3 separate regions of the Homo sapiens genome follow, and regions 2 and 3 are each linked to region 1. A link is a contact called in ENCODE Hi-C data. All regions are on one chromosome and are shown on one strand. Each heading gives the region's core, a stretch centred on a gene start or an enhancer-like site at or near the end of the contact. The rest is flanking DNA. Distances are from core to core; before and after follow the strand shown. Region 1 holds the start of TBCCD1 (TBCC domain containing 1). Region 2 holds the start of TMEM41A-DT (TMEM41A divergent transcript). Region 3 holds the start of VPS8 (VPS8 subunit of CORVET complex).

Evidence for each region. A loop is a pair of places that touch in the nucleus more often than their neighbours do. Pooled maps may share reads with other maps.
Region 2: a loop to region 1 is called in a pooled map, with 6 times the contacts of the local background. The contact joins the promoter of TMEM41A-DT here to the promoter of TBCCD1 in region 1. A Hi-C loop is called at or near these places in 1 of 168 maps with a recorded cell type or tissue (naive thymus-derived CD4-positive, alpha-beta T cell) and 11 of 50 pooled maps.
Region 3: a loop to region 1 is called in a pooled map, with 14 times the contacts of the local background. The contact joins the promoter of VPS8 here to the promoter of TBCCD1 in region 1. A Hi-C loop is called at or near these places in 3 of 168 maps with a recorded cell type or tissue (CD8-positive, alpha-beta T cell and naive thymus-derived CD4-positive, alpha-beta T cell) and 7 of 50 pooled maps.

Annotation. Positions count from the first base shown.
Region 1 is chr3:186,566,020-186,568,719 of GRCh38, reverse strand. TBCCD1 (TBCC domain containing 1) reads left to right here and starts at 1,381. Exons shown (of 8, transcript NM_018138.5): 1 at 1,381-1,453. RefSeq lists a silencer at 1,188-1,477.
Region 2 is chr3:185,497,820-185,500,611 of GRCh38, reverse strand. It overlaps TMEM41A-DT (TMEM41A divergent transcript), which reads right to left and starts at 1,463. Exons shown (of 3, transcript XR_924792.3): 1 at 842-1,463. It overlaps TMEM41A (transmembrane protein 41A), which reads left to right and starts at 1,577. Exons shown (of 5, transcript NM_080652.4): 1 at 1,577-1,769. The coding sequence starts at 1,651. RefSeq lists a silencer at 1,456-1,595.
Region 3 is chr3:184,810,902-184,813,601 of GRCh38, reverse strand. It overlaps VPS8 (VPS8 subunit of CORVET complex), which reads right to left and starts at 1,436. Exons shown (of 48, transcript NM_001009921.3): 1 at 1,377-1,436. RefSeq lists enhancers at 1,309-1,508, 1,569-1,618.

The sequences.
Region 1 (2,700 bases), core at 132-2,631:
CATGTTGGCCAGGCTGGTCTCGAACTCCTGACCTCAAGTGATCCACCCGCCTCAGCCTCCCAAACTGCTGGGATTATAGGCATGAGCCACCACGCCCGGCCTCCTATTTTTTTCATCCCTGGTCCCTAGACTTACACACTGAAATGCCAGTTTCATGAGAGCATGAATCTATATTGTTCTGTTCACAGCTGTATAAAAGAGCACCTTAGAACAGTGCCTGGCATGGAGTAGGTGCTGAAGTACTTTTGAGTCAAAGTTACTGGGATGGTGATCATTGTATGGCTGGCTTCTTACTCTTCAGGCCTCAGCTCAAATTTGGCACCACAAAGTGGCCTTCCCTGACCCCCCGCCCCAATTTTCATAGCATTTTTCACTATTTGAAATTATCTTATTTTATTCCTTAATATGTATTGTCTATTCTCCCTGTTATACACTCCAAGAAAGCAAGGACCTTGTCTGTTTTGTTCACTTCTGTCATTCTAGTGCGTACCACTGTGCCAGACACACAGTGGTACTCAACAAGTAACAGCAGGGTCACTGAGCTAATAAGTGGTGCAGCCTGGATCCTAACCCAGGTATGTGTAAATTTGAAGCCCCTGCTTTCAGGAAGATACCCAGTAGGGACAATGGCCACACAAAAGAGGAACTAAATTGCATTTTACGGTCTAATTTACCTTTGTATCTATCACACCTAGAGAGGCCATAAAGGAACTAAAAAAAGCAGGAAATGTCCAGAAATTCTGAAATGGAAGTTTAAAGGAAGGAGTGATGGCTTCTGCCCGGTAATCTGAAAAAGCTTCATGAAGGTGGAAACACGGCAGGAAAGCTAACAGAGTTAAGGAGCTGACACCGAGGGGCGGCAGGGAGTGCCAGTCTTGCTTCAGACGCCCTGGGCTTGAATCTTGGCTCCATCTCTTGTGTGACCTTAGGGTTGTGTTATTTTCACCTTTCTAGGCCCTAGTTTCTTCATCAGTAAAACGAATGTACTTAAAGGGCTCTTGACAAGACTTAGGAAATACACATAAAGTTGCTTTACACAGTGCTGAGACCATAGTAAGTGCTCTATAAATGCAAACTGCCATTAGTATTAGTAGCATTTCTGATGAAAGCGTGCTGATCTTACCAGCAGCTATTAGCTGACCACAGTTATGCGGAGCAACAGAAAGCTTCCTACCCCCCCGGGTTGAAAGGCGCGACACCAGAAAGCGGTGGGTCTGGCTCCAGGTGCCACTGTTGCGGACTCTCGACCCCAGCCTAGATTTTCTCAGACGCTTGAGCCGCAATCTGCCGCTCTAGCAACGGGGTCCGCCAGGTCTCGGTGGTGCGGGGCCTCGCGCTTGCGCAGTGGGCACGGCAGCGGCGCGCGGAGGAGGGTGAGGGGCGGGCCCAGCGAGCGGACGCCGGGCGCGGCGGCGCGCGGAGAAGTGCGGCGGAGCGGCGCCTGCATTAGCAGGTAACCGCGCACTGGGTGCGCCGGGGAGGGCGGTGTGGGTTAGTCAGGCTTCAGGCTTGGGTCGAGGAGGCTGCCTTCGCGCTTACCGCGTCTCGGGTCAGCTACCGACCCTGTCAGCGTGAGCGTCTGTGTTCCTGAAGTCCGGTCGCGACGCTGGGGCGGCCCACGCAGAGTCCCACCCCGGATCGCGTCCAAGGTGGCGGCGAAGCCCCAGGACAGCCGCCTTGGACCCACGCCGATCTCCCGACCTGAAAAACCTTAACCTCAGGGCACCGCCAGGGTCAGAGCCCCAGTTTATGTTTGTTTACGGATTGAGCCCTCTCGATTCTCGGAGTTAGAATGGAGGGCTCATCTCTGGGATCTGGCTGTTGACAGGGGCTCAGTACCTCACAGAGCAGCCTCTTTACATTTTGGAGAGAACCGAGGTCTTCCTCGCCTAACTTTTATCGTCTGGTTTTACTCAAAACGACTCCAGTCTCTCCACATTGGAAGACAGCTGCCTTTTGCCCTTCCACGCCCTTCTTTTGAGTTTACTCTCCCTGGTTCTTTCACCTGGCTTCCTGTCTAAGACTCTTTATTCTGGAAATTCTCTTCTGGATCCACTCCCGTTTTTAAGAGATTCTCCCAAAACTGGATTCCTAGAGTACATTTATAGTAATGCAGTTCTCAAGTCAGACCTGAATCCTAATCTAGAGCTGTGCCAGCTAAGTAGGTGTCCTTAGGGAAATCCCTTAACTTCGCTAAGCCTCATTTTTTTTTCATCGAAAATGTGTACAGTCTTAAGTACTGTATCTCCAGGTGGTTGTGAGGATGAAAGGAGGTGAAGTATGCAAAATCATGAGCATGATACCTGGTACATAGTAAGCACTCGATTGATGTCAGTTATTTTTCCGAACAGATGATTCTCGAGAGAGGCACAGTTGGCAGGCCGGGTGCGGTGGGTCACGCCTGTAATCCCAGCACTTTGGAAGGCCAAGGCAGGCGGATCACCTGAGGTCAGGGAGTTCAAGACCAGCCTGGCCAACATGGTGAAACCCTGTCTGTACTAAAAAAATACAAAAATTAGCCTGGCGTGGTGGCGGGAGCCTGTAATCCCAGCTACTTGAGAGGCTGAGGCAGGAGAATCGTTTGAACCTGGGAGGTGGAGGTTGCAATGAGCCGAGATCGAGCTATTGCACTCCAGCCTGGGCAACAGAGCGAGACTCCGTCTCAAAAAAAAAAAAAAGAGAGAAGCACAGTTTTCTTAG
Region 2 (2,792 bases), core at 214-2,713, 1.1 Mb after region 1:
GGAATTAAATTCCAGTACATTCTTGGATGTAGGTTACATTCTTGGACGTAGAATTGCTGAGATCTTGTGCACATGGATTCTGAAAGGTGCTCCCTATTTGGCCCAACAGGTGCTTTAAATGATAGGACAAGGATGCTTTCTCTCTGTTGTCCAGGCTTTTGACACTTTGGAGTTCTCTTTCTGTCCCTTCCTTCGTTTACTCAGTGACATATCATACCAATCCAACTACCCCCAGCCTCCTCCCTCCATGTCCACTGCTGTGGTCCTGGGTCAGGCCTGAGTGCTTTCTTTCTTTCTTTTTTGAGACAAAATTTCGCTCTTGTCGCCAAGGCTGGAGTGCAGTGGTGCAATGTCGGGAAAGTAACTGCAACCTCTGCCTTCCAGGTTCAAGCGATTCTCGTGCCTCAGCCTCCCGAGTAGCTGGGATTACAGGCACATGCCATCATGCTCGGCTAATTATTGTATTTTTAGTACAGACGGGGTTTCACCATGTTGGACAGGCTGGTCTCGAACTCCTGACATCAAGTGATCCGCCCGCCTGGGCCTCCCAAAATCCTCGGATTACAGGCGTGAGCCACCATGCCCAGCCAGGCCGGCGTACTTTCTTATCAGGACAGTTGTGGCTATCAAGTCAGCACGTATTCTAATCATCTGCCAAAGCGAACATCCTAAAACAGGAACGAAATCATTCTCTTACTTAAACACCTCTGTTGGTGTCTCATCTACATTATTAAAAATCTAACTCCTTAGCCTGCCTTCAGTGCACTCTTGTTTGTCCCCAGATTCTCACTTATTTCTCATATACCTTAGGCTTCACTGAAACTGGATTCTGGTGCCTTACCTGGGACCGTGTTCACCCATTCCCTTCTTTTTCTGCTTGAAGAAAAGTGTTGCTCATCCTTGAAGGTAAACTTAAACTCCATGTCCTCCATAAAGCCACACAGTGTTAAGGGCCACTGGTTTTGGACTCAGGTTGACTTGGATTCTTATACTGTCTCTCTTTTGGGGGGATGTCATTTAATTCTTCTGAAACTCAGAGTTTTCATCTGTTAGAGAAAGACAAAAATACCTACCTTGGAGGATGATTGTGAGGCTCAGGGATGCGGGAATATAGTAGGAGCTGAATTAAAAGCAATTCTGATTATTTCCGTGGTCACTATTGCCGCCCCACCGCACTTGATTGCAGCCCCTGGTGCTACACCAGCTACATTTGCTTTATGTGACAGCAGGTTGTGGACAAGACTGCCTTGATCTCTAGACTGCAAGCTCGCTGTGGGCCGGGCTCACGATTCACCCCCGGATCTCCCAGCCCTGGCACCAAGCCGGCACTGGGGGCGCGCCATGCCTGCAGAATAAGTGGGGAAAGCGACAGGGATAAACGTAGAAAAACAAGCACAGACAGACGGAGAGAGGGCAGACTGGGAGGCAGGTTTTTCCCGGAGTCTCCACCGAAGGACAGAGAGGGCGGAGTCAGAATCGGGGGCGGGGGCCTGGCTCAGGAGGTGGGGCCTGGTTCGGAGGCGGGTCTCGGCGCGGACCCCTCCCTGGTCCGTCAGTGAACGTGCTCCGCGGGCTCAGTCCGCCCGCCGCTGCGTCCCGGAGTGCAAGTGAGCTTCTCGGCTGCCCCGCGGGCCGGGGTGCGGAGCCGACATGCGCCCGCTTCTCGGCCTCCTTCTGGTCTTCGCCGGCTGCACCTTCGCCTTGTACTTGCTGTCGACGCGACTGCCCCGCGGGCGGAGACTGGGCTCCACCGAGGAGGCTGGAGGCAGGTGCGTGGCGGGAATCCGGGTTCGGGTCAGAGGAAGGGAGCCGGGTCCGAGGACCGGGGCTGGGAATCGGAGATTCGGAGATTCGGGTTCCGGTATCGGAGGCGTTGGGAATTGAGGTTCACTTATCGGACTGGAATCCGGGTCTGGTATCCGGGCCCGCGTCCGCACGGTCTCGGACAGAAGGGTGGATGGGAGCCCGGCTCCGGGCCTGACTGGGACCTGTGTGGTGCTGGCTGCAGGGTGTGCAGGGCGTCACGCCGCGGTGCCTTTGGTTGGGTGGATTTGCCGAGGGAGACGCGGCGCTGAGCCTGCCCGCGCCGTTGCTTTCCCAGTCCCAGCCCTGGGCCCCATTTCCAGCCCACCTTCGCCCCCGTGCGGGCCCCCAGCCTCTTCAAGTCCACTTTCAACTGTCTCTCCTCCTCCCCACCCCACTTACGTCAGGTCTGCCCTTGAGACTTTAGACATTAGATCTTCAGGAGAAATATTGCATAGACAACTTTAAATTATTCACGAATTAATTATCGACTCTGCCCGTCTTCCTGGTTGTCTCTACTTTTACCTTTTTTTTTTTTTTTTCTGAGACGGAGTCTTGCTCTGTCACCCAGGCTGGAGTGCAGTGGCGCGATCTCGGCTCACTTTAACCTCCTCCTCCCGGGTTCAAGCGATTCACCTGCCTCAGTTTCCCAAGTAATTGGGACTACAGGCGCGCGCCACCACGGCCGGCTAATTTTTGTATTTTTAGTAGGGACGCGGGGGGGGGGTCTCATTATGTTGGCCAGGCTGGTCTCGAACTCCTGACCTCAGGTAATCCGCCTGCCTCAGCCTCCCAAAGTGTTGGGATTACAGGCGTGAGCCATCGCGCCTGGCCTCCTTTTCCCCTTCTAATGAACGACTGGTCGAGGCAGGAGGCAGAGCAATACTTACCTGGCCGGTTTTTGTGAGTGCTGCATACTCTTTATAAAGTGCATGGAAGTGTGCCTAGTACAGCATTGCGTGGTTAAGGGAATTACTGATATTTGACTA
Region 3 (2,700 bases), core at 187-2,686, 1.8 Mb after region 1:
CAGTAGTTCAACGAATTTTTTTTCCATTTATCTTTATTGCATATTCTATGGAACAGGCCAGCTATTGCCAGAGGATTCAATACCTATTCTGTGCTTAAATTTAACCATGAGCAAACCCACGTCTTACACAAACATATGCAGATTCTCCATCCACATTTATATTAGATATACCTCAAACCCACACAGGCAGACATAGACATACACAGACAATTAACATGTAATTGTCTCCCAAATGCAGACATTTGGAGTAAGGTTTAGCACCACAAGCTAACATCCATGCTTGTTTTGCTTGGGTTTTGGGGTTTTTCAGTAGGGGAAAGTAGAGTATGGTAGAGGGTGGATGGTGCAGAGGCCAGAAGCCTTCCTATTCATTCTAACAAGAATCTAAGAAGTGGAGGGGGCCTGCTTATTTAAAGAAGGCTCCCCAGCTAGCTATTCCTGATAACCCACGGCCATGGAACCTCTCACCGATCCTACCTCCTCCCACCCTATCCTCCTGTAAAGCACCCCCATTTTGTACACCCAGACACTCTGAGCAGCTGTTTCCCTCCTTCCCCAGATGCCAAGCACAAAGAACTGGCCAAGGCACAGGAGTAGCCTCGAACTTCAGAGGCCCACCTTTCACCCTGCTGCCCTCACTCTGGTGCACAACTTGCACGCGGAGACAAACTGGAACCAGCCTCACAGGGTGCGCACCGATCCTAAGAGGTGGACACCCCATCTAAGCCTCAGGCTCAGGCACCTTGATATCAGTCCCTGGAGGCTAAAGGGGTCCACACCTGTTTCCCAGGCCCGACAGACCGGCTACACACCTGTTCCGCCCGGGAGTGGGGAGGGGCATGACACCCGCCGCCTAGGCTCACAGTCGGGGGAGCGGGCGCGCCAGTCCCTCAGCCTAATTGCCGCACGACTGTAACAGGACAGAATGAGGCTTGCAATTATAGTCGCAAAGTAGATAGGGAACTGAGGGGTTACTGGCCCTTTGCAGAAAGGGAGAGATACACAAATACATCACCGGAGTCACTGGATTTAGTGATACCTCAGCCCCTTCCAGGTTTGGAGCCAATAAATCCCTTTTTACTTAAGCCCATTTGAATTTTCACATTCATTTGGAACCAGTAAGTGGAAATTGCCCGACCCAGTTCCGGGCCAACGTACGACACGCCCCTCCACTCGAGAATCAACCCCGCCCGGCCCGTGGCTCGGGTCCGGTTAGCCCGTCAGGGGCTGCTCTGTTCGCTCCCCGAGGTCCCGCCGCTGTCGCGCGGGGAGGAGACGCCGAGGCTCAGAGACCTGTCGCGCGCTCTCCTCCTACCCTGAATACGGCCCCTCAATCCTGTCTCCTTCCACGGGCCCGCTCTCTGGAAACTCGTTACCTGAGCTTGCTGCCATTCCGGCCGTGGACCGCCGGCCCACGTGACCGCACCCACTGCTCTAGCCTCACGCACGCGCACTACCTACCACTGCGGGCAGCGCTTCCGCTTTCCTCCTCGCACTGCTCCCCCTCCTGGGCGGTCCGCGCCTCTTCACCACGCCCCTATTTAAAGGGCCAGAGATACGCCGTCTTCCCCCCTACGGAAAAAATGGGTGATTCACATCTTGAGGACCAAGAGAATGGAAACGTCGAAAGAGTAGCGCAGACAAATAAATAACAGTCCTTGAGGTGAGAGGAGAAAGCTCCTCCTTTAAGAAAGTGAACTTACTTGCAGCCAGCCCAGAAGGGAAGTTGATTCCCTGCCTTTTGGAGTTTGCAACCAGTAAATTTTTTTTAACTTTTTTTTTTTTTTAAAAGATGAACTCAGAATTGCCTATTTATTGTGTCAAATAAGTACAATAGGCACACACATACTAAAATACCAACTATTATCTTGTAATATATCATCAGTGTTGCTCCCCAAAATACATCTTAACACCAAAAATACAGGAGAAACATAGTCTCAAATAAAGGAAACATCTGAAAAATGAACAAAAACGTATGCTTATTTCTCTTATCGCTCCTGAAGAAAGGTGAAAGCTTTCAGAACAGACTGGTTTCTAGAGTCATCACTGTACGTAACATTAGCCCCAGGACACAGATTTTAGGCCTGCTGGGGGCTATATAGGTCAAGAAAACAGGAGGAAGAACACCAGAAGATACTCTTGGAAGGAGATACAGAAAATATTCGGTTGGGCAGACATTTTTGAGCATCAGCTAGGTTCACTAGACTTCTGGGCCTTCAGAAGACCCGAAGGTGTTGCCCTGTCCTCCAGGTATTTATTTTCTAAGAATTCAGTGTACAGACATAACAAAATACAAGGCAGGCTGTTTTGAGTAATATAAAGAAAGACATTGAACCACCATTTTCGCACAGACAGGGGGAAAGGGTGAAACACTCAAGGAAGGATGTGGTATCTTGTCAGGGCCTTGAAGGATTTCAGTAGCAGAGAGCAGGGAGAATGCCTAGCTGAGGGAAGGGTGGGATCAAAGGCAGTACAAAGCAAGTTTGGGAACTAGTTATTGGCCTGATGTAGCCGTGGTGTGGCCAGTGGCTTTCAACCTTCTTTTAATCATCCCTCACAGTAAGAAATACATTTCAGGCCAGGTGCGGTGACTCATGCCTGCAATCCCAGCACTTTGGGAGGCTGAGGCAGGTGGTCAGGAGTTCAAGACCAGCCTGACCAACATGGAGAAACCCTGTCTCTACTAAAAATACAAAAATT